2 separate regions of the Mus musculus genome follow, and region 1 is linked to region 2. The links are chromatin loops, found by intact Hi-C in ENCODE. Cell type or tissue: heart. All regions are shown on one strand. Links, peaks and the distances in the headings refer to the core of each region. The heading gives the core; the rest is flanking DNA. Region 1 holds the start of Gm10777 (a long non-coding RNA gene). Region 2 holds the start of AU041133 (expressed sequence AU041133).

The links. Hi-C counts contacts between places; a loop is a spot of excess contacts. Peaks named below come from ENCODE experiments on the same cell type or tissue, not always from the same donor. Only the 100,000 strongest peaks of a DNase experiment are listed, where the experiment ranks them.
Region 1: it touches region 2 in a loop (5-fold over the local background); 1 of 42 quality-filtered maps calls a loop at or near these places.

The regions. Positions count from the first base shown.
Region 1 is chr10:81,989,011-82,004,852 of GRCm38, forward strand. Gm10777 (a long non-coding RNA gene) reads left to right here and starts at 7,913. Exons shown (of 4, transcript XR_003948919.1): 1 at 7,913-8,107. Gm19802 reads left to right here. Exons shown (of 5, transcript XM_030245429.1): 5 at 478-3,563. The coding sequence ends at 1,864. In heart, for the core only: no CTCF peak of the experiment used is centred there; a DNase peak (open chromatin) is centred at 8,335; H3K4me3 peaks cover 387 bases.
Region 2 is chr10:82,119,090-82,134,931 of GRCm38, forward strand. It overlaps AU041133 (expressed sequence AU041133), which reads left to right and starts at 8,924. Exons shown (of 4, transcript NM_001163064.1): 1 at 8,924-9,009. The coding sequence starts at 9,007. In heart, for the core only: no CTCF peak of the experiment used is centred there; DNase peaks (open chromatin) are centred at 8,902 and 9,142; H3K4me3 peaks cover 1,304 bases; H3K27ac peaks cover 826 bases.

The DNA of each region.
Region 1 (15,842 bases), core at 4,549-12,548, 130 kb before region 2:
TCACTGAGGAAGTTTTAATGTGCCCTGAAGTTGTAAAGAGAAGCAGTAGTGGGAATAAGCACAGCTTTATGTATATTAATGAGGATTAAATTCTCACAAGGCTGTGTACTTCAGTTTCAGGTAGCTAACCTGTGTCTGCAAGGCAAACTTACAATAAACACAGAAATCATACCTTAACACATGATAATAGTTTAGTCATAGGCCTGTGAGATGTGTTGTAGAACTGTCAACCCATTTAGTTTCATCCTATTCAATTTTAACAAAAAGCATGCACATTGATTGGGGACCCGTGAATGTCCGAGAACTTTTATAAACAAATAGTCGCTCCAAAGTTTAGTGAGAAGAACAGTTTATGGGAGGCAAGAAGGCTGATGTCATGGAGAAACCTTAATCCTTATAGCACATATCTGTGGGGAACAAGAACTCAAACTATATGAATATTTGAAAACCTTTTGTTTGTTATTTCTCCTTTAATAGGTATAACATCTATAATTGCAGATACAAGCCTTGCGAACATAGGGGACACAGCAAGAAGCAATGTACCTTTGCACATAAGTGTTTTCTTCAAACATATGAAAGGATCCATACTGAAGAGAAACCCTATGAATGCAATCAGTGCAGTAAAGCCTTTGCAAATTTCCGTAGTCTTCAAAAACATGAAAAAAATCATACTGTAGAAAAACCCTATGAATGTAATCAGTGTGGTAAAGCCTTTCCAAGTCCCAGTGCTCTTCAAATACATGAAAGAACTCACACTGGAGAGAAACCCTATGGGTGCAGTGAGTGTGGGAAAGCCTTTGCAAGTAAAGGTAATCTTCAAACACACAAAAGAACTCACACAGGAGAGAAACCCTATGGGTGCAGTGAGTGTGGAAAAGCCTTTGCGTGTTTCAGTTATCTTCAAATACATGAAAACATTCACACTGGAAAGAAACCTTATAGATGTAACCACTGTGGTAAAACCTTTACACGGCGTAGTAGTCTTCAAATGCATGAAAGAGGTCATACTGGAGAGAAACCTTATGAATGTAATCACTGTGGTAAAGCCTTTGTTTGTAGCAGTAGTCTTCACAGGCATGAAATAATTCATACTGGAAAGAAACCCTATATGTGTAATCAGTGTGGTAAAACCTTTGCCCGTTGTAGAAATCTTCGAAATCATGAAGAATATCATACTCTTGATAAACCACATAAATGTACTCTTTGTGGTAAAGCCTTTGCAAATCACAGGAACCTTTATATACATGAAAAATATCATGCTGGAGAGAAATTGCACAAATGTACTCAATGTGGTAAAGCCTTTACACGGTCCAGTAGTCTTCAAATTCATGAAAGAAGTCACAGTGGAGAGAAACCTTATGAGTGTAATCAATGCAGTAAGACCTTTGTATGTCGCAGTAGTCTTCAAAGGCATAAAAGAACTCACAGTGGAGAGAAACCTTATGAATGTAATCAGTGTGGTAAAGCTTTTGCAAGTCGCAGTTTTCTTCAAATACATGAAAGAATTCATACTGGAGAGAAACCTTATGTGTGCAATCAATGTGGTAAAGCCTATGCAAGTGGTAGTAGTCTTCGAAATCATGAAAAACGTCATGCTATTGAGAAACCTTATAAATGTAATCAGTGTGCTAAAGCCTTTGCATGTCTCAGGCGTCTTCAAATACATGAAAGGAATCATACTGGGAAGAAACTTTATGAGTGTAGTCAATGTGGGAAACCCTTTACAAGTCAAAATAGTCTTCAAATACACAGGAGAACTCATACCGGAGAGAAGCCATATAAATGTAGTCAATGTAGTAAAGCCTTTGCATATTGCAGTAATCTGTATAGACATGAAAGAAATCATTCTGGAGAAAAACTATGAATAATCATTGTGGTAAATCATTCGCATATTCGAGTAGACTTCATAATCACAAAAAATGTCATTCTGAAGAGAACCCCTATGGATACAATTGATTCAGTAAAGCACGTTAGTGTAAACTTCAGATACATTAAAGATATAAATTGGAGAGAAACCTGACAAATGTAATCAATGTGATACTGCCTCTGCGTGTTACTGGTTTCTTTAAGGTTATGAAAGAATTTCTACTGGAAAGAAACTCCATGAATCTAATAAGTGCAGTAAAGACTTACATATCAAACACATTTTCCTACTGAGACATCTCATTGGTGCTTATGTAAGATTAGTGGAGCTGTTTCATCTTTAAAATATTGCCTTCTTTTCAAAATGTATACAAATTGTCATCCAAGGATAGAGGAACACAATAATTTGAATAAAAGAGTAAATAGGTAGTAGACACCTGTAAGTTGTCATCTGACTGGAACATGCACACCAGAGGATAGTTATATACACACAGGTAAAATTTATTAACGATGAAATTAAAGCAAACAAAATGAAAATATTCAGAACATAAATGATTTACCAATTAATACATTGTAATATTTCAAGAAATGTCTCTGTTCATCAAAATAATGATGGTTCCTATTTAGATCCTGTTAAGAGGACTGCTGACTCTTAGCAGAAAGCTGCTATCATCTCTGCAGCCATCTCAGGCTGTTTACTTACAGGTTGGTACTTTTCCACCCTGATGAGAGACTTGTTTTCCTAGCATGATGTTTATACAAGCAGCCCACCACAGCTGAACACACTCTGATAACATCCTGTTTTTCTCAGACACATCCTAAACTTGTGGTTAAGTGTCTCCAGTTGCACTCCCCAGCTTGTGCTTACATATCCATAGTTGCCTTTCAATAGACTTGATCAGGCAGACTGTCTTGTCTCCATTCTTCGTGTCTCTTGCCCCTCCATCCTCACTCTCTCCCTTGCAGACCCCGTTGATTGACCTGTGAGCTGGGTCAAGATCCTCCATTATCCTTTCACTCTCTGATTATAAGATAGGTCATTTTACAAACATCTCAGCTGGATATAGAGGTGCATGCCTAGAATCCCTCACTTGGAGACACAGGTGGATTTCTGAATTCAAGGCCAGCTTGGACCACATAGTGAGGTCCAGGATGGCATAGCTATGTAGAGAGATCCTGTGTCATAAAAATCAAACAAACCCTCAAGACAACAATAAAGCCCCAACCAAACAACCATCTCTCCCTTTATGGATTCTTTTCCTAAAATAATCTGAATGTAGTGAGAAGTTTGTAATTTTGGGTTCTTTAAAAAACAGAAATGTTAAGTGAATAGGTTTTTGTTTTAAATCCAGGTGTGGGAATATGGGACTGCTTCAGATTGTTCATAGAAGCTGTGTATGATTTGCCTCTTGCTCCATCAGAGGTATGATTTTCGCCAGGAGCAGATAATTTATGGAATTGTGTGATGTTTGGAATTCTGGGGACTTTTCAGAGTTTATATAAATGCTAGGGCTCTAAGAGGCAGTGTGAGTGGCTGGTTGGTGTTGGTTGCAGTTTGTCAGTTTTTAAGTAGTACCGCAGAAAGAAATGAGAAGTAGAAATTACATATCCTGATGGCAAAGATCAGACTTGCCCTAAGGAACCTGATACCCCTAGTCAGCAGGAAGTAGTCTAATAAAAATTGCTTCCTTTCTCCTTTATCATTTCTTTCTCTCCTGTTTAGTTTTAGGGGTGGTATAAGGGAAGAAAAGTGGGGTGGAGAAGGGTGGAAGAAATAAGAATCCCCAAAGTAGCAAACACCGGCTATAATTGGTGCTTATAACTGGGACCAATCAGAATGGGAAATTTGATTTCAAATACTTTAGAGGACACAGTAGTGGATGAAGGGATGGATCTTTGTTTCAAGATAACAGCAAAACATTTTGGCAGCTGTCATTGGAAAATTCCATGGTCTGCTCCCACGGGAAATTTCTTCTTTTCTTCTTTCCTACCTTTATTCTGTCTCAAAGAAGATTGGGAGAATGACTGAGCATTTGCAAAAATTGTGGGTAGATATGAGGGACCCAAATAACAACAACAACAAAAAAGGCAGAAATGGGAAGACAAAAAGGTTCTCTGCTCTTTTCTGAAAGGGCTGTAGAATTGGCAGGGATGCTGGGAAAGTTGTGGATGGAAGTTGAAGCATTTGGGAAGCAAGAAACACTGGAAGAGGGAGAACAACAGCAAAACCTCAGTCTGGGTGACTGCAAACAGGCAGGAGTTTCTCATAGGAGGAAAGAGGGTGAGAAGCTGTGCAAGAGGGTGGTCAGGTCAGAGAGAGGCAGAAAAGGCGGAACAGTCTGCTGAAATAGCCCATTTTGAGGGAAAGGGTTAATCTTGAGCTAGCTGTACCACCAGAGGTGGGGGTGTAGGTTACCTAATCACCACCATCTCCCAGTATGCCTGCTAGGATATGCTTTCTAATGGGGTGGAACAAGGTTGTGATATAGGATGGTGACCTCTAGAAATGATAGATCTAGAGTGTTTTAAAGAGGCTGCAATTTCATAGGGGATGTCCTCACCTTATATGAAAGCAATTGTAAAAACTGGCCTACTCAAAAAAGAATTATTCCCCAAGACCGGAAGGAACTGGTGACAGTTGCACTAGAGGCCAGCCCACAATTGCAATGGCTGATGTAGTAGAGGGAAGAAGCTGTAAATACTGAACAGTGAAATACAGCGAGGGGAAGGAGGCTAGTCAAGGACCAGTTGCTGACTTGATATAAAGGAACAGATTCAGTTTGATGATGCTACTACAGAACAATGTTGATTAGCAATGTTAGGAGCTTGGGGCAAATTTGAGGACCTCAGAAAAGGTTCACCTTGTTTACAAAGACTATATAAGGTCTGGCGAAGCCTTCACTGAATTTTTTTTTTTTTGTACAAAAAATGTCAGCTGTGAACAAAGCCGTATCAGACCCTGATGTAAGACAAGCATTTATAGAAACCTGGCATATGGAAATACAAATACTGAATATTAAAAGCACTTATTAGACCATTAAAGGCAGGGGCAGCACCCATGTACAAGTGGATAAAGGATACAACTGATATTGTTCCAATGTGTACCAGGCTAATAGCATAGGTGAAGGAGTAACTGGAGGTCTTCAATATTAAAAGGCCTGGTGATTGGATTGTGGGATATACTGTCATTTGCAAAGAAAGTGTAACCAAGGTACTAAAGATCTCAGCTCTCAAGATGACTGGTGCATTAATTGCAAGAAATAAGGGGTTTTGTGCAGGAAAAGTGAACAAGGCATCCTGAAGGGTAGTGGCTTCTGGAATTGTGCAGGCAATGTGTTAAGGGTTGCCCTTTACTATTGAAGTGTTGGTCCAGCAGATATCCCAGGCAAATTTTTACAGTCAGGAGATTGCTTGGGGGCTTGACTTGAAACCCCACAACAAAAAGTACGAGCTAATTGACTCTTGTCAGCCAGGAAATAGCAAGCAGGCAGAAAAATCTTAACTAAGTATTGCAAATGTAATGTATGCTTCTGCAGGCAGTGTTACTCTAGACCTGGCCATAGATAAACACCTTACTCTACTTCTAAAACCTCAATGTTATAAAATATCTACTGGAGTTTATGGTCCTTTGCATGCCTTGATAATAGGGATGATTTTGGAAAGGACTGGGTTAACTTTCCAAAGATTCATTGTGCATTCAGGAATTATAGATGAAGATTTCAAAGGAGAAATTCAAATTATGACCTATGTAAAAAAAAAAAAAAAGCAAATGATAGGATTGATAGGATGTGATAGGATTGCTCAGCTGCTGCTGTTTTCCTGCATCAAATGCAAAACACTCCCATAGGGGAAAAAAAAAACCCCAAGAGTTTGGAAGTACTGGAAAATGTGTGTTCTGGCAAGCAGTTGTTAATGATAAGAGGCAAGAATTAAAATCGCAGGTAAATGGTATTGAGGTAGAAGGCTTGGTGAATACAGGAGTTGATGTAACTCATTTCACAAACATTTTGGAATTCAGAATGGCCACTTGAAAAGGTTTATACACAGTTTCTAGGAATTAGAAAGTTATCTCAGATAAAAGAGTTTCCTAAGTGACTGGGAAGACAAATAGTCAAGTTAAGTAAGGCCTTATGTGGCTGACATAGTCATAAATTATGGGGACAAGATTTATTACAACAGGGGTGAGATCAGATTAATATTCCCTCAGTGCTAGAGGCCAACCCTGATGAAACTCGGGATGAACTGGTAGATGCCTCTTGGGAAGATACTGATGTTTTGAAAAAGAACTTCAGGCTGTGCCAGTTGTCCAAACACAGGACATCACAGTGATTGAGTTTCCAGTTTTATATGGGAGGGCCACTGTTGTAGTACCAACAGCCCTACCCTTAGATGGTTCACTAATAACCATTCTGCTTATGCTGTTCTGCTTATGTTGTAGGATTATTTCCAGAAATAGAAATTGCCTTAATTTCGTCTTCACTTCCTGATAGGCTACTGTTACAAATGGAACTACAAAATCTGGCTAAAGCCTGCCCAGATCCTTTGTTTATTACCCATTCTCAGACAGTCTGACCTTGGTTTTACTGCAGAAGGGAATAGCAAGCTGATGCATTAATCTGTTTTATTTTTACTTCTCCAGAACAAGAACATCAACACCTATCCACTGATGCTCATAGACTTCATGTGTCACATCCTACTTGGACAAATGGGACAATTGTGCAGGAATATCCTATTTGTGTTCCCTAATGCCTTAGTCAAATAGCAGTAGTTAATCACAGAGGTAAAAATACTAATGAATTGTGGCAGATGGATGTCATTCTCTTTGTTCTTGTGCCACAGACGCTGTATTAGTCAGGGTTTTACTGATGTGAGCAGACACCATGACCAAGGCAAGTCTTATAAAAAACAACATTTAATTGGGGCTGGCTTACAGGTTCAAAGGTTCAGTCCATTATCATCAAGTTGGGAACATGGCAGTATCCAGGCAGGCATGGCACAGGAGGAGCTGAGAGTTGTATGTCTTCATCCAAAGGCTGCTAGTGGAAGACTGACTTCCAGGCAACTAGGGTGAGGATCTTATACCCACACCCACAGTGACACACCCATTCCAACAAGGCCACACCTTCAGATGGTGCCACTCCCTGGTCCAAGGATATACAAAACATCACAGACGCCATCCCTGTACATTTTTGTTGATACTTAAAAAAAAAAAATTCTGGGTAGTTTCTCAGTCCTCAGAGAATGCTTCATAGTATGCTTTCTTCTTATACAAACTTTGGCTGTTATGGGCTGCCAACTTCTATCAAAACTGAGAGCGAACCAGCCTATAGTAGTAAAACGTATAAGAAGCTCTTTAAGGAATGGAATATTAATCACATTACAGACATTCCTTATCTTCACAGCCAGAGTTCACACTTTTGAAAGGCTAGACCAGGCTGGCCTCAGACTCACAGAGATCCACCTGCCTTTGCCTCCCAAGTGCTGGCATTAAAGGTATGCATCACCATAGCTGGGCGATGCCAAACTTTTAATTTTTGAATCCTAGGTCATCACCCTGGAATCTCCCCTTTGGGGACCATAATTGTGTTTCTGGTCTCAGACCAGAAACTTTTAATGCCCTGCCTCCACCTCCCAAAAGGTGGCATGAAAGGTCATTGCCACCACAGAAAGTTGGGAAAGTGTTAATATTTGGCCAACAGTGTTCAGTTGAGAGACATTCGAGCAATCTTTAGTGAGTCTTATAGACATTGCTAATGCCTGATGAATATCAATCAGGTTGCTTAAATATGACCTCTTTTCAGCTGTGAGCAGGAGGATCACACAGTGCACACAGAGTAACGATGTGTATGCTAGACACCCTATGCCTACACGAGGTAGTGCCTACTGTGTGCAGAAATAGTGCAGGGACAAGTTTGCACTACGGTGTAAGTTCTACAGTCTCTCTGCAGGTCTGTCCAGTAGGACAGTTCTGTACTTGGGGTGGAGCCGCCCAGGGCTGTGTACCACAATGCTGGGTCTATGCAAGCCACTGTAGCTAAGGGAGCCGCTCCTGTCACTCAAGGCCTTACTAGCCACTCAGGGCTTGGATACGGATGCCAGTTAGAATGGAGGCGGGTACTTCCGGTCCGCCATGCTGCAGGCTCCGCTGTGTTTCTGAGGGAGGCTTTGGTGGTTCCGGGTTCCGTGCTGAGACCAGCTGCTAGGAGCTGTGAGGAGAGAGGGCGAGCTGGGGATCCGCGCCATGGTGAGCGGGGCCGCCGTCCCCACGCGGGGAGGATCCGCGGGAGCCCGTGTGGGGTTGTCCCGGGGTGCGGGAACCGTCTGTTGGACGCGGCGCCCGGTGTGATTCCGTTCGTTCACCTGAGGTTACTGAGGGTCTTTGCCCCTCGCAGGCGGAAACCGGACCTCTCCCTGGCACAGGTCCCCTGGCTGCGCCTGCGCACAGCCTGAGAAATTGCTTGGAAACTCTTCGCGTCATTCTGCAGGGCGCGCGCATGCGCGGCTTTTATTGTCAGGGAAGACAAGTGTTCTGACTGGCAGAGCTCTAGTTTCCTTAGCGTCTTCTACAAGTTCTTACTAGGCACTTGACATTCACGCGTAGGGTACATCTACAGTGAATTCTGCGCAGGTCTAAAGACTGTGTCATTAACACATTCGCATGTGTTAATTCACGTGTGTTAGTAAGGCCAGACCCACTGTGTTTCCCTGCCTAAGTTGTCAAAATCGACCGAATATTAATTGCGATTTTGTTCTAATTGTTTTTTTATGTTCTGCTGATCTTTTTATTCTTTCTCAAACAGCACAGTCTTTATCGCAGGTGTAGGGTAACTTAGAAGTCAGACGGTGTCTCTGTGCTGTTTATTCAGCCTTGTGTGCTCATGTTTTCATTCATGATGATGTTTTGTCATCTGTTTTCTGTCGTTCATTGCAGGAATCGTTAGACTCTTCATTTGTTGGATCTATAGCTCAGATTCTGCACTAAAATAATATTGAGACTTCTTGTCTACAATCCTTGAATTTCTCTACTTTGGTTGATTTCATTGATTGTTTTTATAACATAGTTACAGTTTTGGCTCCAGACATTTGTCACATTTCTAGGTATTCCTGTATTCATTCAAAGGGACATGTAAGTGTTATGAGGGTATGTGTTTTTTATTTACTAAATTTCTTTCATGTGCATGAGTGTTTTTGCTTCAATGTATGTGTTCATCAGTTGGGTGTTTGGTACCCACAGAAAACTAAAGAGGACATCAGATGCTCTGCAACAGGAGCTATGGATAATTTTGTGCCACCATGTTAATGCTAGTAACAAATGATATTAGCATGATGCATGTTAGAACAATATCAGTTGTCTCCTTTATCCACTTGTACATGGGCGCTGCCCCTGCCTTTAATGATTTAATATCTTTTTAAATATTCAGTGTTTGCATTTCCATATGCCAAGGTTTCTATTACCACTTGTCTTCTTTCAGAGTCTGAGACAGCTTTGTTCATAGCTGATGTTCTTTGTAAAACATGAGGCCCAACCAGTCCAGGTAGGGCTTTTAAAAAAATAAATTTATGAGAAGGTCTCTTATGTTGATTCAGGTTGCCTTCATCCCACTATGTGGCTATACAGGCCCTGTTCCCTTTCAGAGTCAACATCCTCAACTCTTGGATTAAAGGTTTGTAACATCACACGGTTCTAAAAAAAAAAAAATCTATGTGACTCATGTCGTGGGCTGTCCATAAGGCTCTGTGTGTGGAATATGGCTTCTCCCTTGAGACCAGAATAGAAGGAAAAGTTCATTGTGTCCATTGCAGGGGGAGACAGGCTATGCAATAGCTGAATTATAGGTTGTTTAATTCAGTGAACTGCTGGGGTCTTTGTTATAAAGAAGGTGCTGATGTGTCAGGTGAGTGACTTTCTGTGTACTTTTACTAGCATACATCAATTCAGACCATATGAATGAAGCCAAACCAAATTGGTGGGTCCAATTTTGGGATATTATTTTGGGCTAATGAAATTTTCAATTGAATAACTCTCTCATGTGGGTAAATAAATGCAAATCTGGTTGGCTCTTTTCACTCTGGTAGGGGACTGAGACACAGGGTATTGATTGGCCTGTGTACAGCACCCAGCAGTTAATATTTACACAGGCCAGGCCAGATAGTCACCTATGAATGCATTTTCTCTACCAGGAAAGAATTTATTCTGTTTTAAAGTAAAAATATCTAGCTGATCTTTTATTTATTTCTAATCTCTTTTAAAAGCCAAGTTTCAATATGTGACTTAGTGTGGTGGGTTGAATAGATATGGCTCTCATAGACTCATGTGTTTGAATGCTTGCTTCCTAGGGAGTGGCACTATGAGGAGATGTGGCCTTGTTGGAGTAGGTGTGGTCTTGTTGAAGGAAGTGTGCCACTGTGGAGGTGACCTTTGACTTCTCCTTTATGATCAAATGTGGTCAGTGTGACACGGTCCCCCTCTTCTTCTGCCTGTAGACCAAGACTTAGAACTCTCAGGATCTTCTCCAGCTCCACGTCTGCCTGGATGCTGCTATGCTTCTTGCCATGATGATAATGGACTAAGTAAGTCTCTGAAACTGTAAGCTGGCTCCAATGAAATGTTTTCTTTTGTAAGAATTGCTGTCTGTAGTCTTGGTGTCCCTTCACAACAATGGAAACCTTAACTAATACAGTTAGCCTGTATTTTATTGCTATGACAAGACCATGACAATTCTTATAACAGAAAGCATTTAATTGGGGATTGCTTACAGTTTCAGAAATTTATTCTATTGTCATCATGGTCAAGAGTGTGGTGGCATGCGGCAGGCATGTTAACTGAGAGTTCTACATCTGGAACTGTAGGCAGCAGGAAGAGAGAAAGCCAATGGTCCTGGCTTGGGCCCTTGAAACCTCGGAGTACACCCCAACTGACACTTTCTTCTACAACACCACCCCTCCTATTCTCTGCCAAGGGGTGCCACTCCCTCCTGACTAATTATTGAAACTCAGGTCACGCCCCTAGTCACATACTTCCTCTAAGACCACACTTCCTCCAAGAAGGCCACGTGTCCCGATCCTTCTCAAGCATTGCCACTCCCTGATGACCACTCAGTGAAACATAGGGGCCTACGGGGGTCATTCTCACTCAGACCACTGCAGTATCACTTTCACAATATCATTTTTGTACGTGCATTACTGCTCTCGTCTCTATTTGCTTCTGTTCTCCAGTGCTTCTCACTTATTATGAACTTCATTCAATTTTCTGCAAGTGGTTATTCATTCATTTATTTTTTTAGAACAATGTGTCATGTAGGTAGGTGTCTTAGTTTTTCTGTTGCTATGATGAAACATCATGACCAAAGAACAGGTTGGAAAAGGTTTATTTGGCTTATACTTCCTCATCACTGTTCAGTATTGAAGGAAATCAGGATGGGAACTCAAACAGGGAAAGAACCTGGAGGCAGGAGCTGATTCAGAGGCCATGGAAGGCTTGCTCCCTATGGTTTGCTCAGCCTGCTTTCTTATAGAACCCAGGACCACCAGCCCAGGGATGGCACCACTCCCAGTAGACTGGGTCCTCCCCATTGATTGCTAATTAAAAAAAAAAATGCCTTGCAGGTCTACCTACAACCCAGTCTTGTAGAGGCTTTTTCTAAGCTAAGGTTAGACATGTATCTTTAAGTCAGTCTGTGTTAGTCGGAATAGATAGGTAAAGAGAGAAATGTTTTTTTTTGGTTTTTGTTTTTGTTTGTTTGTTTGTTTTTTTGGTTTTTCGAGACAGGGTTTCTCTGTGTAGCCCTGGCTGTCCTGGAACTCACTCTGTAGACCAGGCTGGCCTCGAACTCAGAAATCAGCCTGCCTCTGCCTCCCAAGTGCTGGGATTAAAGGCGCGCACCACCACGCCCGGCTGAGACATATTTTTTTTAAAGATTTATTTATTATTATTATAATATCTAAGTACACTGTAGCTGTCTTCAGATGCACCAGAAGAGGGCGCCAGATCTCATTATGGATGGTTGTGAGCCACCATGTGGTTGCTGGGATTTGAACTCAGGACCTTGGGAAGAGTAGTCGGTGCTCTTAACCACTGAGCCATCTCTCCAGCCTGAGAGACATATTTTTTTTTAAAAGTTATTTATTTATTTTATCTATACGAATACACTAGCTGTCTTCAGTCACACCAGAAGAGGGCATTGGGTCCCAATACAGATGGTTGTGAGCCACCATGTGGTTGCTGGGAATTGAACTCAGGACCCCTGGAAGAGCAGCTAGTGCTCTTAACCACTGAGCCATCTCTCCAGCCCAGAGAGACATATTTTTAAGCAAGTGATTCTTAGTGTTTTAATCCTGGAATCCTTTAACATAATTCTTCTTTTATGTTGTTGTGACCACAACCTTAAAACAAACATATGACAGTCTGGCAACACTAGGGGACCGCTGCAGAAAGGTCTTTTGATTCTCAAAGGGTTTCAACCCATAGGTTGAGAAACTGTTTCAAGTTCCTTATCAGACTGTCTAAAGTCATTATTCTGTTGCCTCATAAGATAGGAATTTTGTGGCCTGGTGTTTAGCTGTGATATTTATTAGTCTTATTTATCTATCCATCAAGATCATATATTGATAAGGTCATTACAATAAAATATCTGATGAACTTTAAATTGTCTCATAGCCTTATAAATTAAAAAATTTGCTGTTTCTAAAATGTCCAGTTTTTAATTTTTTTTGTAAAATTCCTAAACTTTTTAAAAAGAAGTTTAAAATTTCTCAATTGTATGTTTTCCAGTATTGAAAAAGTACCTGTGTAAAGGGTGAAGTCAGAGAGCACAGTCATTTTTAGAAGGCAAAACCAAGATTTTTTTTTTTTTTTTTTTTTTTTTTTTTTTTTTTTGGTTTTTCGAGACAGGGTTTCTCTGTATAGCCCTGGCTGTCCTGGAACTCACTTTGTAGACCAGGCTGGCCTTGAACTCAGAAATCCACCTGCCTCTGCCTCCCGGGCGCTGGGATTAAAGGTGTGCGCCACCACGCCTGGCCAAAACCAAGATTTAACAGTGTAAACAACTCAGTGTTTCCAAAATCAGTAACAACTGGCTTACTTTTATGTTACAAAGTTGTAAAGGTTTTTGTTTTTTTGTTTTGTACATGACTGTATGGAGGTGCAGTTTTAATACTCACACACACACACACACACACACACACACACACACCCTTGGGTTTTAAGACAGGACAGAAATTAATTATATAAAATCTTTTCCTTATTTTAAAGTATCTTTGGACACGTTTTCTTGGTTAGCTCATGCCCAGTATTACTGCCCAGAATGGCTCCCACCCTGAGTTAGGAGTTTTAAGTTAACTTTTTGATACAGATGTTACAGGTTTTTAACCATACCCAATAACTTATAAGCCATTGATCTATAACCAAAACATGTAGAACATTGTATATGCAAATATTTAAGACCAGTCAGAAACAAACATGTAGTGGCCACATTATACATTTGAAACAGACAGACAAAACTTCCTCCAGTTGTAATTTCAAGAGAAGAGGACCTTGCTACCTGTTGAGTCCAGTTCTCATGGTCACAGTGGTTCTCTTGTGTGACTAGCCACTGAATACCTGCTGTAGAAAGCTGATGTGCAGGTGACTTTTTAAGAGCAGCTTGTACAGATCAGGTGACCTAGGCTTTATTCCCTGGCTCTGTTTCCTCTCTCAGGGTAACCAGGCACTGATATCCACATGCCTGGAATGAAAGCAAAGAAGCTTATGCAGGTGGGGTGTATTTGCAGGATCCAGCCAGCTTGAATGCAGGGGAGAAAAAGCCTTGGAGAGATTCTCAGTGAAACAGCCCTCCTTTGTTGGGGGTAGCAGGGGCCATATGGACTTTGGGAGGTTGGTGGGTTTTCAGTGAGTGTACATCATTAGCTGTGCTGAGGTGCTGGGCACACTCCATTAGCATGAAGAGGAATTCCAGGCGCTTGCTGGGCGTGTCCTCAGGGAGAGAGGAAGCTAAATGTGCAATTTGGTCTCCAGGCTATGTAGCTATCTCAGGGTGGCAGAGGGTTGGGGTTGTAGAGCCTATGTGCACTAGAACATGCAGACTCGAAGGAGGGAACAGTCCTACCTCCTGGTGGTCTCAGGACAAGATTTTTGGGATTTGGACATGTTTCAGCCTCATTCTTGCTCCAGATTGGCTTCCTGAAATTGCACAACTTTCTGGCCTTAACAGTGGCTCAACAGATGCAAAGGTGAAAAAAGCAGCCCGACGTGAGTAGAATGCTATGTCCCTGAGGCCACGGTGAAGTCCTGGCCTGTGCAGCTGCTGAGGCTCATGTCCGGGTCAGAGGGCTTGCAGCAGCAGGTGTCCATGTAGATGTCCATGGCCTGTATTACTACCAAAAGCCATCAGACATCCCTGGTCTGTGCTGGTCCTGCCCCTCCTTGTTGTTTGGAGGGAGAGACTACCCCCGCCCCAGCCCTTGCCACCTATATCAAGCAGGAGAGCTGGCCTTGCCACTCAGTGGCTGCAGCACTTGGGAGGGCTTGGCCTATGCCTTGCTTAAGCAGGACAGTAAAGCTGGCCCTGGTGGTATGGGTGTGGGTGAGCTGTTGGTGTGACCAACTTAGCTACCACTCAGGTTAATATCCAGGGCTATGAGTTAAGTCAACCCAACATCTACTTCATCTTTGAACTGCTGGGGCACATGAAGGGGGCTTCACTTGCAGATTTAAAGTTCCAGGATCTCCACAACAGAGGACAACAGGATATCCGAGGGGGATTCGGGGAGGTAGTAGAGGCCAGAGGACTCAAACCAGATCAGTCACTCATTGCAATGAACATTTGCAACTCAGATGTGTGGACAAAAGTTTATACTGTGAGACACATTGTGCTACATACACAATGGCTTCCACAACAAGATTTTTTTCTGGGGTGGAGGGAGTTGAAAGGGCAGAGGGCTGAAACAAAGGGGCAGGCAGATGAGAGGTATTGGGGTACATGATATGAAATTCACAAAGACTAAAAAGTGGCTGTCATGGTTTGCATATGCTCATCCCATGGAGTGGCACTATTAGAAGGTGTGGCCTTGTTGGAGGAAGTGTGTCACTGTGGGGGTGGGCTTGGAGATCTTCCTGGTTGCCCGAGGATGCCCAGTCCGTTCCTGGCTTCCTTTGGGTAAAGATATAAAACCCTCAGCTCCTCCTACACCATGCCGGCCTGGATGCTGCTATGCTTCTGCCTTGATGATAATGAACTGAACTTATGAACCTGTAAGCCAGCCCCAATTAAATGTTGTCTTTATAAGATTTGCCTTGGTCATGGTGTCTGTTCATAGCAGTAAAACCCTAACTAAGACAGTGGCTGTGGAGCGTTTTCTTAATTAGTGATTGATGCAGGAGGGCCCAGCCAAATGTAGTTGTGCCATGCATGGGCTATTGGTCCTGTGTTCTGTATGAAGGCAGACTGAGCAAGCCATGGGGAGCAAGCCAGAAAACAGCAAACTTCTATGGCCTCTGCCTCCAGATTCTTCCATGGCTTGGGTTTCTTTTTTTTTTTTTTTTTTTTTTGGGTTTTTCGAGACAGGGTTTCTCTGTATAGCCCTGGCTGTCCTGACCTCACTTTGTAGACCAGGCTGGCCTCGAACTCAGAAATCCGCCTGCCTCTGCCTCCCGAGTGCTGGGATTAAAGGCGTGTACCACCACGCCCGGCCTGGCTTGGGTTTCTGTTCTAACTTTTTGATAATGAACTGTATTTTAGTTAGGGTTTTACTGCATCTAGGCAGGCATGGTGCAGGAGCAACTGAGAGTTCTACACCTTCATCTGAAGGCTGCTAGAAGAATACTTCTAGGCAGCTAGGATGAGGGTCTTAAGCCCACACCTGCAGTGACATACCTACTCCAACATATCCCGAGCTTATCCCCGTCCCGCGGGAAATAAACACAGGACACACCAGATTCTTCCACGGTTAACTTTTACTTCTATATCATATTGAGGTAGACA
Region 2 (15,842 bases), core at 4,927-12,926:
TCTCTCAGGAAGTGAAACACATTTTTTTCTCATGAAGTATTGGGATAAACTTTTTGTGTACTATGTAAAGGTTGTCTTTTTATTACTCAAATGTTGATTTCTATACCATCAGAGAGTTGAGTACAGGCTGGACTTTGGCATTGTTAAATTTATGAAGTACTACCTATCTTGGTGTTTTGTAAACACACTTTCCTCACCTCAGAGGTCTAATAAAGAGCTGATGACCTATAGCTAGGCAGGAGAGGAAAGTAGAAATTTCCAGGCAGAGATACAAATTGTAGGAAGAATTTTGTGGCTTCAAAGGGGGGCCTGAATCCATATCCTGGTTCATGGTTCTTGGTGTTAGAGTTGGTGGGCCATGCGTAGCTGTCCTTATCATTTTTACAGTAGCATTCCTTAGCTCGGTGTTTTGATCTTTGGTTTTTTTTTTTCCTTGCATTTAGGACATAAGCCATAAGCTCCTTATTTCTGAGTATTGGTGTTTCAAGGGCAATTTACATTGTTTCTTTAAGTGGCACAGTAGGCCCCCACTCAGATACTCAGCAGTCATCTGTCTTCAACATCAGGTAATTTTGTTCTGTTTGTAGATCCACTTGTTTCTACATGATTTAGAAAGTCTATAACGTTTCCTGTCTCTTTCTGAGGCCTAATTAGTCCTTGGCAGTCTTCACTGGCATTAAACCCAAGTCTTTTAACATTAACTCTTGAATTTGTTCCCCTTTTACTTGTTTCTCAGTAGCATCTTTGAATTTCCCTATGAAATCACCATGAGTCTCAGAGGGATGTTGTATAATTGTTATATTAGTAGAACTGACATTAAGTTGGCAGGAGCCATGCCTGGCCAGAATCAGTGTGGATGTGTAGAAAGGGATAGATTAGTAAGTAGATAGCAGGTTTCCTTTGAGCTGCTTGCGGTATTACAGAGGTCCTGCAAGAAGATCCTGCTCTATCTCCTGTCATTTTCTGGAGCAATATCTGTCCCTGGGTCTCTCTTCTTGGTCTGGTTGCTGTTGCTATTGAGCTTTTCATGATGATTTGGGCACAGGAAAATAAGGAGGGACTGTTATGGGGAAATGGAGAACAATTCTCCTGGGCACAGTTTGAGAAGATGAAACTACATGGGAATACTGTGGGAATAGATAAAATTTCCTATGACTCCTACTCCTACTCTGTTGTATTTCCATAATGTGTTAATTTCACCTGGTTAATTGCATCCTATATCCTCAACATTTTAGTTATTTGCTTGATTGATTTCATGTTCTCCAAAGTTTTAACACTGTATACACCTCTGTCATGATGTCCACATACCTGTCAGAGGACAGTGCACAAGTGTTTCTTCTTCAGTTCCTCTCTGTGAGAACAAGAGATGAAACAGAGGAAGCACTCAAATGGCTTTAGCCCAGAGTGACAGGTGATATACCTATTAAAGGAGGAATAACAAAAGGTTTTCACACTGCATTCACTAGGTTAACTTTTTGTTTTTTGTAGAGATTACATTGTAGAGAAGCATAGGGATTCAGGTTTCTCCACCACAACAACATACTTTTCTCTCATAAACTGCTTCTCTACCGAAACTAGGGTAAGGCACTGAAGTATGTGAAGGATACTTTAATATGAAAGACTTCTTTTAAAGAATCATTGACACACAATAATCTCTTTACCAATGTGTATAATTTTGACAGTAATTGAATGGTATGTGTGATGGCTATTCCTGGTTGTCAACTTGACTATATCTGAAATGAACTACAATCCTGAATTGGAGGGCTCACCTGTGATCCAGATCTTGAGGCTGGATGACACAAGTTTCTGACCTGGATCTTAGCATGGAGATTTTGAGGTATAGTGCCTGTGAAAAGCTTAGGTCCTGGCAAGGTAGTACATGCCTTTAATCCCAGGAGACTGAGGCAAGGAGATCTCTGAGTTCAAGGTTAACCTGGGACAAAAGAAAGTCCCAGATCCAGGCTTGGTGGCATACACCTTTAATCTGGGCCACACCTTATGCTGGAGGCCAACATAGGGACATTGGAAGAAGGAAGATTCTTTTCTCTACTGCTTGCACTTACTGGCCAGCACATCTGTTGGAACCTGCTTCTACAGAAGACCAGCTGAAACTAGACTGGTGAGACTTAGTAACTACTAGATTCTTGGACTTACCATTCATAGCTGACCACTGTTGGGTTAGTTGGACTACAGACTGTAAGTCATCACAATAAATTCTCTCAATATAGAGAGATATCCCATAAGTTCTGTGACTCTAGAGAACCCTGACTAATAACAGAAGTTGGTACCAGGAGTAGTTCTAGAGGAGCAGAAGTATATGATGAATCTTTTAAGAATCTGGATTTGGCTTAATAATTTTCCAGCACCTTTTAATTCATCATTACCTTCAACTACTGAAAGCTCTCCAGACACTCTCTCTCCAGAAGCTCAGAATATTGAAGGCCTGTGGTGGAAACTAGATTTCAAACTTAAAGAAGCTAATGCCTCTGATTATTTTGATCCATCAGTTTTAACTGGCAATGAATTAGGTGACCTGGTATACACAATTTTCTACAATTTGGGGAAAACAAGGAAAATGATTTTGCTGGCTTGTTGCTTTTAGTATCTCTGGACAACTTGAAAAGAATGAGCTGTATGATAAAATTGAATGGCTCCAGATGCAAATAAACAATCTAAAGGTTTCTAAGTGTGCCCTTGAAGAGAATCTTCCCTCCAGCAGCCATAGAGCTTGAGTTGCAGGAAATCAAACTGAAGCCCTCATTATAAGGTTGGCTGAAGTACAGCGAAAATTCAAGTCTCAGCCTCAGAGGGTGTCAGCAGTTAAAGTAAGGGCACTAATTGGAAAAGAATGGGATCCTATAACTTGGGGTAGGGATGTGAGGGGGGGGGGGAAACCCCGTTGAAGGTGAGAATGATGAATCTTCAGATTCTCAAGGGTTTTCCTCACCTGAAGAAGAGTAACCTCAGCCCCTCCCCTTGAAATAGTGCCTCTTTCACATGAGGAAATTAATCCCTCCGAGTCTAATAAACTAACAGTGACTTTCTCTGAAGAAAATGCCAGGCAAAACAATACTGATCTTCCTTAAGGCCCACCAATAGTTTCTTCTAGACCTATAACCAGACTCAAGGCAAAGCAGGCCCTTAGTGGGGAGGTAGAAAGTGTAGTCCACGAGGAAATGCTCTATGCTACTAAGGAGCTTAATGAGTTTGCTAATTCATTCAAGCAGAAGTCTGGGGAATATGTGTGGGAATGGATTTTAAGAGTGTGGGATATCGGTGGAAGGAACATAAAACTAGATCAGGCTGAGTTTATTGACCTGGGCCCTCTGAGTGGAGATTCTAGGTTTAATATGGAAGCTCACACAGTTTTGTTTTGTCTTTTTTTTTTTTTTTAAAGGTTTCAGAAGTTTGTTTGAATGGTTGGCTGAAACTTTTATCAGAAGATGGCCTACTGAAAAGGAGTTGGAATTGCCTGATATCCCTTGGCTTAGTGCTGACAAAGGGATTTTAAGGTTCAGGGAAATTGCAATGCTAGAGTGGATACATTATGTAAAACCTAATTCCCCACAATGGAAAGGTCTGAAAGATATGCCCTTCTCCAGCCCTATAAGACGAAAACTGGTGATAGGGAAACCAGTACATTTGAAGAGTTTTGTTCTTGCCCTTTTCCTTGTCCCAGGCCTTAGGGTAGGAGATGCTGCTGCTCAATTGGATAAATTAAATGCAATGGGTTTAATTGGGCCCCAAGGTAGCAAGGGCTAAACTAAGTGAATGGATGGACAGTTCTACAAGATAGCTCTCACGTGGCTATAATTAAAATTGTGACATCTGTTAAGGCATTGTTTCCTTGCCTTCTTTCTTAGAGGAAAGTCTTCAGGTAACTTATCAGCTACCTGACATTGAGTTATATGGAACCATGAGAATTTAATAATCACTAAACTTTGCTTATTTACACTGCTGCTTTTCCATAAAACTTCTGGGCACATTGAAATTTCTTTAGAGGTGCACATGTATCAGCTTGCACATGAAGATTACCTTCCAGATCTTCTAGAATTTTTACAATGTCCTTCACTATTGTGGTCTTCCCTTTTGTAGCCTCAAATATACTACCAGAAAATTATTTTATTTGAAATTATGCAAATGTTCTTAACTATTTGCCTCCAACAGATATCCAGATATTAAACAAAGGTCCTAATCCACTACAATTGTTAGATTTGAAGACTCATGTGGTTTGCACCAGCCTAGAGAGCCATTCTTGGGATAGCACACATCCCAAGATTACCGAAAGAATAGATTGCTGGGTGCTAGGCAAGCTGCTGCTAGTGAGCAGCTATAACAGCTGGAGGCTTCAGATACAGTGTACACTGAGTCTTACTGCTTCTCCTCACACCTTTAGACCCCACTGGTAATCTCCATTGCCTGTTTTTCCCAAGACACTCATGACTCCTCTCTTCCCCTGGTGATGACCATTCTTGTGTCTGCCCAAGCATGCCCTGGGAACTGTGATTTCATTTTCATTTTTTAGTTGCTTGGACATAAAGAAACTACAGAGAACATTCTAATATAGTCTCCTCAGTTAACTTAGATGTTTTCTGTGTCCTCTGGTCCCTAAACTATGAGTGGGTACTTAATCCGACTTTATCTTTTTTAACTTAGGCAGCCTGATTTAATGAAAGATATCTCACAGGGCAGGATTAAGTCCGAGGTTGTTCATATTCTACTTGTATTTAATTTGAAGATTGTAACCAAGGTTGATGGATTACAAAATTGGAGAAGAGGGTCAATTAAATATGTTTTGTTTGGAGACAGGGGTTTTCTATATAGACCTGGCTGTGCTAGAACTCACTCTGTAGACCAGGCTGCCCTTGAATTCATAGAGATCTTCCTGCCTCTGCCTCTCTTGTGCTGGGATTAAATGTGTTCACCACCACTACCTGGCATTAAGGAAATGTTCAAAGGGACTATTTGAAGGTTATCTTTCGAGGTAGCCAAACACTCTCTAATGCACACCCACTAAAAGCTTACTTGTCTTGTTGGAATGTGAAGTTTTATATATACATTCCAGAAGTTTGCCTACATGAAGTTCAAGCACAGACAGGTTAAAGTCAGACAGACAAAAATACAAGGAGAATTCAGTGAGGTCAAAAGTATTCCAGAGTCACATCTTTAAATATGGAGACACCAAACATACTTTCTTCTCCTTGGTCTCCAATGAAAAGGAGGAGAATACAAGTATCCATTCATATATCAAAAAAGTGGATCACCTGATAAATTTACTTGTTAATTTTTTTATGCCTCATGCCAGTAAGAAAAAGTTATCATGGTTTTAGTGCAGAATTCTACCAAACTTTCAAAGAATGGCTAATACCATTACTCCTCAAAATACTTCACAAAATAGGAATAGAAGGAACACTGCCAAACTCATTCTGTGATAGCAGAGTCACCTTGATACCTAAACCACACAAAGACTCCACAAAGAAAAAGAATTTCAGACCAATTTATCTTATGAATATCAACACAAAAATAATAAAATAGTCACAAACTGACTCCAAGAACACAGCATTCATCCCATCAAGAAGGCTTCATCCCAGGAATGCAGGGATGGTTCTATATATGAAAATCCATCAATGTATTCCACCATATAAATAAACAAAAATGTCACATGGCCAACTCATTAGATGCTGAAAAGGTCTTTTGACAAGATACTACACCTCTTCGTGTTAAAATTCTTGGAGAGGTCAGTGATACAAGTGCATAAAACATAATGAAAACAAAATAAATCAAGCCAATAGTCAACATCAAATTAAATGGAGAGACGCTTAAAGCAGTTCCAATAAAATTAGGGGCAAGACAAGGTTGTACACTTTCTTCCTATCTATTCAATATAGTACTTGAAGTTCTAGCTAGAGCAATAAGATACGTAAATGGGATAACAAGATACAAATTGGAATGAAGAAGAGACAGAATTGCTCAATATTCACAGATAATATAATAGTATACATAAGTGACCTCCCAAATTCTACCAGATAACTCCTACAACTGATAAACACCTTCAGCAATGTAGCTGGAAACAAAATTAACGTACTGAAATCAGTAGCCCTCCTTTTTACAAATGATAAATGGACTGAGAAAAAAAAATGAAGACAACATCCTTCACAATAGCCACAAATGACATAAAATATGTTGGTGTAACGCTAACAAAGCAAACAAAAGACCTGTATGACAAAACTTCAAGTTCCTGAAGGAGATTAAGGTAGATGTCAGAACATGGAAAGATTACCCATGCTCATGGATTGGTAGCTTTAACATAGTGAAAATGGCCATCTTACCAAAAGCAATCTAACATTCAATGCATCAAAATTCCAACACAATTCTTTACAGACCTTGAGAGAGAAATTCTCAACTTCATATGGAAAAAAAAAAACCTGGATAGCTAAAACAATCTTAAACAATAAAATGACTTCTGGAGGAGTCACCATCCCTGGTTATAAGCATACTACAGAGCTATAGTGTTAAAAACTTTATGATATTGGTATAGAAACAGACAGGTTGGTCAATGGAATTGAACCAGAGACCAGAAATAAACCCACACATCAGGTCAGTCTTCCTGTGGCACCCTAACAACTGGAGCAGGTTCTGTCCCTGAAGCTGTTGCCTATTTGTAGAATTCATTCTCCTATCTGGGCTGCCTTGTCTTCCCTCAGTGGGAAAGGAGTCTAATGCTGCAGAGATTCTCTCCCCTGTTCAGTAATTGACTGGTAAGATTTTATTCAGAAGTCAGGGAATAAATAGTGAGCAGTACTTATGCAACAATGAGGCTGGAGATACTTTGAATAAGGCTTGAAACCAGATATGGGGCCAGAGATATCAGCATTTGAATAATACAGAGATAATCTTCCCACAGGGCACAAAACATTATGTCTTCATTTTCCCCTTCTAGCTAATAAAAGGCTCTTTCTGTTTGGAATCTTTGGATAAAGTATTCTATAATCTATTCTATTTTGGTGAGTTTAAATTCTGTGTTTAAATCATTCTTTACCATAATTGTATAGAGCTTAATACATTTTCCTAAATCCTAAACACTTTAAACGTATATGGGAGACTTTGTCTAGTCTTCAACCCCAATAGACATCCAAGAAGGAATAATTACCTGAGTATGTACAAAGTGTAAGCAAGCAGCTTCCAAAATTAAAGAAATGAGAGAGAAAGCTGACTGCCTGGAACGTTTTATCCTTTCTAGAGTCCAACGATCTCAAAAGTGTTTTGAGAACTCTGATCTTTCAGCTAAGTGATTCTAGGAGCTGTGGGAAGGAGGGAAGTTAAAAGTGATAACATATTTAAATGGAAATCCCCATGACCAAGAGAACAGAATCTCTGGCCTAACATTCCAATGAGAATTGGCCAAGGACCCATACCTATGATGCAAAGGTCTCACCCTAAACCATAATAATGAAATAAATGCAATAATTATTTGTTTTGTACTTGAAGTCTGGCTAAGGATTATTGAATCAACTAACACTAAACAGGTACCCCTCCTCATTGTACTTTCTTGATTCAACACAGAACATAGTGATGACATCTTAAATGAGTTTAAAAGGAACAGCATTTATAGAAGAGACAAAAGGATATATGTTTAACAAATCAAATATGAGTATTTTCCATCAAGTACTATTAATCTTGTTTTTGGATTAAGAAATTCAAATATTTTTAATTTCCCTATCCCGGTAAAACCTTAGTTTCCTCAAAGATCCACTTGTCTCTGGAGCAGCACGTCTTTTCTCTTACTTCTCCATATCCGTTGCAGCAATTCTTTCTAGACTATCCAAATGAATAAGACTGAGGTGAGACTCAAGCCAAAGGGGAAATGATACAGCCACCACCTCTTTAGAATAAAAACCAACAAAGCCTCTGCTTAGGGCAGGAACATAGCTTCTAGATGAAGAGTAACGTTTTCTTTTTCCAGACACTAAAATGGCAATGCTGGTCTCTTCCTTGGCCACCCTGAACTTACTTCTAATATGCCCACATAGAAAACAACTTTAAGAATGATTTAACACCCGTCTCCTGCCATCCAAGACTTTCTTAGAGGTGCTAGTTTTATGTTCTTGCCAAAGGTCAACTTGGCAAGGTCTGTTTTGGTGCTTCAGGAGGTCTTGAAGGAGTCAAGGGAACCTGGCTCTTTGGCCTGAGGGGCCGTGGTTATAAGCTCCAAGGCCACCTGTGCTCAATCTGAGGCATCCTGTATTTTTCTTGTCAGCATTGCTGAATTGGTTTCTGCTGACTGATTCTCCCTCTGCAAACAGTGTATCATACATGCACTTCTTAATAAACTTGTTTGGCATGAGCCATCATCATCTTATACTGATACCTCCCTGGACCAGAATTGGTGGTGTATTGTGCCATAGACCAGGCTGTTTTAAACTACTGATGCCCTGCCTCTACATCACAAGGTTGCATGATAAGGCAGTGCCACCGCAGAAGGCTGGGGCACTGTTATGTTTGTTCAACGACGTGCAGTTGAGAGAGGTGTTTGCAATCCATGGTGTGCCTTGTTGAAATTGCTGATACCTGGTAAATATCCATCCGGTAGTTTAAATCTGACCTGAATGGAAATGGGCTTTCTTTCAGTTGTGAGGCAGGGGGATCAATCCACTACACCTTGTTTAATGATCTGCATATGCTAGAGACCTATATGAAGGAGAAGTTCCCACTAGGTGCAGGGACGACTTTGCAGTCCAGGTGTAAGGCCAATCTGTTCTGTGCCTGGGGTGGAGGATAGGGCTGAGAATGACTGTGCTGCGTCCCTTCACAGCCTCAGTCGCTAAGGGATCTGCTCCTGTCACTCAGGCCTCACCAGCTAATCAGGGCCTCGAGGCGGAACACCAATCGGAATGGAGGCGGGCACTTCCGGTGTGTGGCAGAGGAAGACTCCTCCATCCATGTTGGGCGCAGTGACCCTGCTTCCCGCAGCTGTGAGGAGAGTGGGGCGAGGTCCGAATCCGCGCCATGGTGAGCGGGGCCGCCGTCCCCACGCGGGGAGGAGCAGATCCGCGGGAGCCCGTGTGGGGTTGACTCGGGGTGCGGGAACTGGCGGCGAGACGCGGCGTCGGTGTCATTCCGTTTGTTCCCGAGTTGTGGTCCCGCAGGTGGAAGCGGGACCTCTCATTGACTTAGGTCTCCTGGCTGCGCCTGCGCACCGCATGGGAAGCGGGAGCTGGGCTTATAAACCATTCTGGGCTGGCTGCAGAGCTCGCGCATGCGCGCTGTCATTGTCAAGGGAGGCAGTGGCTGGCTGGCAGACCTCTAGTTTCCCTAGTCTTCCAGAAGTTCTGAACCTGGCACTTGACATTCGGGTGTAGCATCCATCTCAGTTAACTCTGCGCAGTGTAAAGTCTGTGTCATTAACACATTCGCATGTAGATGCCACGGTGGACCAATCACGTGTGTTAGTAAGGCCAGACTCACTGTGTTTCCCTGCATAAGTTGTCAAAATCGACCGAATATTAATTGTGTTTTTGCCCTAAGTGTGCTTGTTCTCTCATGTTCTGTTTGTCTCAAACAGCACAGTCTTTATTGCAGGTGTAGGGTAATTTAGAAGTCAGACGGTGTCACTGTGCTGTTTATTCAGTCTTGTGTGCTCATGTTTTCATTCATGATGACCTTTTGTCATCGGCTTTTTTATAAGTGGTTTTAAGTGCTGAGCCATCTCGCCAGTCTTAAACTTGACAGATTTTCAGAAATTTACATGTGTGTATGCCTATGCACAAGATGAAATCTGAGGGTTAAGAGAATTTAGGTTTGCTTTAGAATCTGTCTTTGGGTGTTAGGAGAAGACTCAGTAGGTATACTGGTCAAATTTGGTGAGCTTGGAACAAGCAATGGATAGGTATTCTTCTGATTAATGATTGATGCAATAGTTCCCATCCCACTGTGTTTGGTGCTGCCGTGGGCAGGTGGTCTTGGGATGCATAAGAAAGCAGTCCTAGGAAGCCATTAGATCGGAGCAGTGCCTTAGTCAAAGTTCTGTTTCTGTGAAGGGATGCCATGACCACAGCATCTCTTATTGACGGAAACCATTTAATTAGGGCTTGCTTATAGTTTTAGAGGTTTGGTCATGGTGGGGAGTATGGTGGGACATTGTCAGACATGGTGCTGGAGAAGTAGCTGAGAGTTCTAAATCCAGATCAGCAGGAAGGAGGAGAGACTGTGAGCCTAGCCCAAGCATTTGAAACTCCAAAGCCCAGCCCCAGTGACACACACTTCTTCCAAGAAGGCCACGCAAACTCCAAAGCAAAAAAAGTCCTCGCCTTGTCAAGTAACACCTCGTTCTAATGACCAAGCATTGAAACCCATGAGCCTGTGGGCACCATTCTTTTCTTTCTTTTGTTTTTTGTTTTTTTGTTTTTTTGAGACAGGGTTTCTCTGTGTAGCCTGGCTGTCCTGGAACTCTGTAGACTAGGCTGGCCTCGAATTCAGAAATTCGACTGCCTCTGCCTCCCGAGTGCTGGGATTAAAGACATGGGCCACCACGCCTGGCTAGTGGGCACCATTCTTATTTGAACGACTAGAGGTTGACAGCATATGTGGGATGTATAAGTCTGCAGTGTGTAGTTATAGAAGTTTGCAAAATCTGTTCACTGGAGCTTGAGACTTGGCATTATAAAGAGATTTTTTATTCACTAATCTCGATGTGTGTGGTGTGATTTCTCATTGGGAAGGCCCATTAATTCCAGAACAGCTTCACCTTCAGGCTTTTTGTAAACATCCTTTACAACAAGCTCTCTTGTGTTGACTCAGGTTGTCTTCTAAGGCCTTGCTGCCTTTCTGAGTCAACCTCCTCATTTCTTGGATTAAAGGTTTCTAACACCACACAGTTCTGAAAACACCCATTTGAACCATGTAGTGGGCTGGCCAGATCAGTAACAAGACAAAGATTTGTGTTTCTCTTTCTTGAAACCAGAATAGAAGGAATAGTTTACTGTGTAAACTGCAGGAGGAAACAGAAACAGATAGTAGCTGGGTTTTAAGCTGGTCTCCATTATAAAGAATGTTCTGATGTTTCAGGTGACTTTTATGCATTAATTCATATGATAGGAATGAAGGCAAACAAATTGGTGGATGTTTAATTTGGGGAGGTTACCTTGGTCCAATGAAATTTCCACTTTTCCAACTCTCTCAGATGGGTAAGTGCAAAGCTAGTTGGCTCTCTTCAGTGTGGTGAGAGGTTTGAGTCACAGGGCATTTGTCTGTGGCTTGTGTAGCAGCATATAGCACTCAGCAAATAACATTTTACACAGGGAAGGTCGTAAACTCTCTTATTAATGGCATTCACTTTACCAGGAATGAACTTGATCTGTTTTAACGTGATCTGTAGTTATTTTATCTCTTTTAAAAGCTAAGTATCAGCATCTGGCATAGAGTGGTGTAGGCATTGCCTCTAGAGACTCGTGCGTTTGAATGCTTGACTATCAGGAGGTGTAGTCTTGTTGGAGTAGGCGTGGCCTTGTTGAAAAAGTCTGTCACTGTGGAGGTGGGCTTCGAGGTCTCCTATATGCACTAGGCTGGCCAGTGTGACACAGGCTTCCTCTTCTGCTCCCTGTGGATCAAGACCAAGAACTCTTAGCTTCTCCAGCAATTTGTGTGCCTGGACGATGCTGTGCTTCCTGCCATAGTGATTATGGACTAAACCTCTGAAACTGTAGCCAGCCCCAATGAAATGTTTTCTTTTATGAGAGTTGCCTTGGTCATGGTGTCTCTTCTCAGCAATAGAAGCACTGACAGCAGCATGAAGACAGAAAGCCAATGGGCCTGGCTTAAGCCCTTGAAACTCAAATCATACCCCTCAATGACCCACTTCCTTTAAGACCACACTTCCTCCAACAAAGCCACACCTTCTAAATTTACCCAAGCAGTGCCTTTCCCTGATGAACAAACATACGGACATATGGGTGCCATTCTCATTTAAACCACCATAGTATTACTTTTAAGTTTTCAGTTGTTTTACATACATCACTACTCTAATCTCTACTTGCTTCTATTCTCCAATATTTCTCAATTAGTAATAATTTAATCCAACTTTCTTCAAGTAGTTATTCATTTATTTATTTATAGAGCAATGTGTCATGTAGGTGTCTTAGTTTTTCGGCTGCTGTGATAAAACACCATGACCAAAGAGCAAGCTGGGGAAGAAAGGGTTTATTTGGCTGACACTTCAGCAACACTGATTGTCATTGAAGATAGGACAGGAACTCAAGCAGGGCAGAAACCTGGAAGCAGGAGCTGATGCAGAGTCCATAGAGGGTGCTTTGGATTGGCTTGCTCCAGAGCATCTGCTCAGTCTGACTTCTTATAGAATCCAGGGATGGCTCCACTTCCAATGGACTGGGCCCTCCCCATTAATCACTAAGTTAAAAATACCTTACATGCCTGCCTACAGCTGAATCTTATACAGGTATTTTCTGAGTTGAAGTTCCCTTCCCTCAGATGATTTTAGGCTGTGTCAGGTTGACAGAAAACTATCCAGCAGAGGAAGCCAGGCTTGCCTTGCACTCTGTGGTTAAGAATTGAGGTGAACACCTAAAACTTCCTCTGCTGCCCAGTGCTGGGAGTAAGGTTTTCAGGTCAGGAAAAAGGAAGGAGACAACTTAGTGAGTTTCCTAGTGGAGTTCAGACTTTTGCTGGGGAGATTTGAATGCACAGGGACCTGTGTAAGAATTGGAACCAGTTGCCAGGCAGTGGTTTAATCCCAGCACTTGGGAGGCAGAGGTAGGCGGATTTCTGAGTTTGAGGCCAGCCTGGTCTACAGAGTGAGTTCCAGGACAGCCAGGTTTATACAGAGAAACCCTGTCTCGAAAAACAAACAAACAAACAAACAAACAAACAAACAAACGAATTGGAACCAGTTGTCCACTTACAAGGCCTTGTAGTTCAGTCAAGGTCAAAGGTCATTGTAGAGAAAGGGAGGTGACATGAATGAGGGTGAAAGTTTTCCAGTTTTGTCTGCAGTTGCATTTATCAGAGATTAGCCAGGTAATCAGTTTTAGGTGATTGATGAACTTATTGATAAATACTGCTTTTTGGTCTGAAGACTAGAGCAATCAAGAGTATGGATTAAACAAGTGAATTTTCTTCTAGAAACTGAATTACTGTAGTTAAACTAGGTTTGAGATATTCTTGGTGCACTCTAATATAAAGTGTTAGTCCCTTGGGTACACAGGGCCATAAAGCCCATGTCAATGTTTTAAAATATATTTCTGAGGTCATGATTAGTTAGTTTAGCCCTTCCCTTTTCTTTCTCCTGGCCCTCCATATATCCCTCCTTGTTTCTGTTTTAATTGTTGTTCCTACTTGACTTTGACCTAAGGTTGTCCAGGTCTGAAGTAAAGGGATGGCTGCACTAGACATTGAGTGTGTAATGGACTGTTTACACTATAGACCATACAACTAGGAGGAGAAATATAAAGTACTGTGGGAAACTGACTGAAAGAATTTCTACTTAAATACAGATTTCCGGTATGGTGACTCTGTTCTTATGGGGTGTAAAGCAGCTGTCAAGGTCTGTGTTGTGTGAGTCTTTTGATCTCTGATGACAGTATAGGGGAGTTGCTACTTTAGTGAGGCCTATGTAACTGGGTGGCCCTTGTAAAAGAGGGTCTCTGGACAGGCCTTACAGTGGGAATGTAGCGGCAAATAGTAAAATGCCACTCTGTTCCCAGCAGGCCGCTCAATTCCTCTGCACCTGCCTAAGAGTTCTCTGGATGCATGAATGAAACACACACACACACACACACACACACACACACACAAACACATACACATGCCAGTTTAATTTTTAAAATGCCTTCCTAGCTCAATGGTTGGGTACTTCTAAATTTCCCCATGGTTAGCACATTTTCCCTCCAGTATTCCTGAGCTAACATTTTGTAAATCTATTTTTATCTTTGGTTTCTCAGACCCAAGCAGGGAGTGGACCCTGGGGCTGCTTCACTGGATTCTTACATGTTGGTGGGCCTTTAATTCTGATCTCTCTGCCTCCTCCTCATGGCGATTCTCCTCTTCTCCCCCTTGGACTCTTGCCCTCAAAATCTAAAAGTTCTGCCTCTGTCATCTGGGTTGTTTCCAGCTGCTGGCTATTATGAATAAAGCTGCTATGAACATTGTGGTGTCTTTTGGGTATATGCCCAGGAATGGTATATCTGGGTCCTCAAGTAATACTATGTCCAATTTTCTGAGGAACCACCAGACTGATTTCCACAGTGGTTGTACCAGCTTGTTATCTCACTAGCAATGGAGGAGTGTTCCTCTTTCTTCACATCCTTGCCAGCATCTGCTGTCACCTGAGTTTTTGATCTTAGCCATTCTGACTGGTGTGAGGTGGAATCTCAGGGTCGTTTTGATTTGCATTTCCCTGACGACTAAGGATCTTGAACATTTCTTAAAGTGTTTCTCAGCCATTTGAGACTCCTCAGATGATAATTTTGTTTAGCTCTATAACCGATTTTTAATAGGGTTATTTGGTTCTCTGGAGTCTAACTTCTTGAGTTCTTTGTATATATTGGATAGATATTAGCTATCTATTTAGCTCTGTACTCCACTTTTTAATGGGATTATTTGGTTCTCTGCCTTCTTGAGTTCTTTGTATATTTTGGATATTAGCTCTCTTTTGGATGTAGGATTGGTAAAGATCTTTTCCCAATCTGTGGGTTGCTGTTTTCTCCTATTGACAGAGTCCCTTCCTTTACAGAAGCTTTGCAATTTTATGAGGTCCCATTTGTCGATTGCTGCTCTTAAAGCATAAGCCATTGGTGTTCTGTTCAGGAAGTTTTCCCCTGTGCCCAAGTATTTGAGGCTCTTCCCCACTTTCTCTTCTATTACATTCAGTGTATTTGGTTTTATGTAGAGGTCCTTGATCCACTTGGATCAATTTGCATGCTTCTACATGCAGACCACCAGTTGAACCTGCACCTTTTGTTGAAAATGCTGTCTTTTTTTCACTGAATGGTTTTAGCTTCTTTGTCAAAGATCAAGTGACCCTAGTTGTGTGGGTTCATATTTGGGTCTTCAATTCTATCCCATTGATCTACTTGCCTGTTTCTGCAGTTTTTATCACTATTGCTCTATATTATAACTTGAGGTCAGGGATGGTGATTCCATCAGAAGTTCTTTTATTGTTGAGACTAGTTCTCGCTATCCTAGTTTTTTTTTTTTTGTTATTCTAAATGAATTTGAGAATTGCTCTAAGTTTATGAAGAATTGAGTTGGAATTTTGATGGGGATTTCACTGAATCTGTAGATTACTTTTGGTAAGATGGCCATTTTTACTATATTAATCCTGCCAATCCATGAGCATGGGAGATCTTTCTATCTTCTGAAGTCGTCTTCAATTTCTTTCTTCAGAGACTTGAAATTCTTGTCATACAGACATTTCACTTGCTTGGTTAGAGTCACACCAAGATATTTTATATTGTTTGTGACTATTGTGAAGGGTATTGTTTCCCTAATTTCTTTCTTATCCCTTTTATCTTTTGAGTAGAGGAAGCCTACTGATGAGTAGAGGAAGCCTACTGATGTGTTTGAGTTAATTTTATATTCAGCCACTTTGCTGAAGTTATATATCAGCTGTAGGAGCTCTCTGGTAGAATTTTTTGGGGTCACTCATGTATACTATCGTACCATCTGCAAATAGTGATAACTTGACTTCCTCCTTCCCAATTGGTATCCCTTTGATCTCTTTTTGTTGTCTAATTGCTCTGGCTAGAACTTCGAGCACTATATGGAATAGGTAGGGAGAAAGTGGGCAGTCTTGTCCAGTCCCTGATTTTAATGGGAGTTTCTCCCTATTT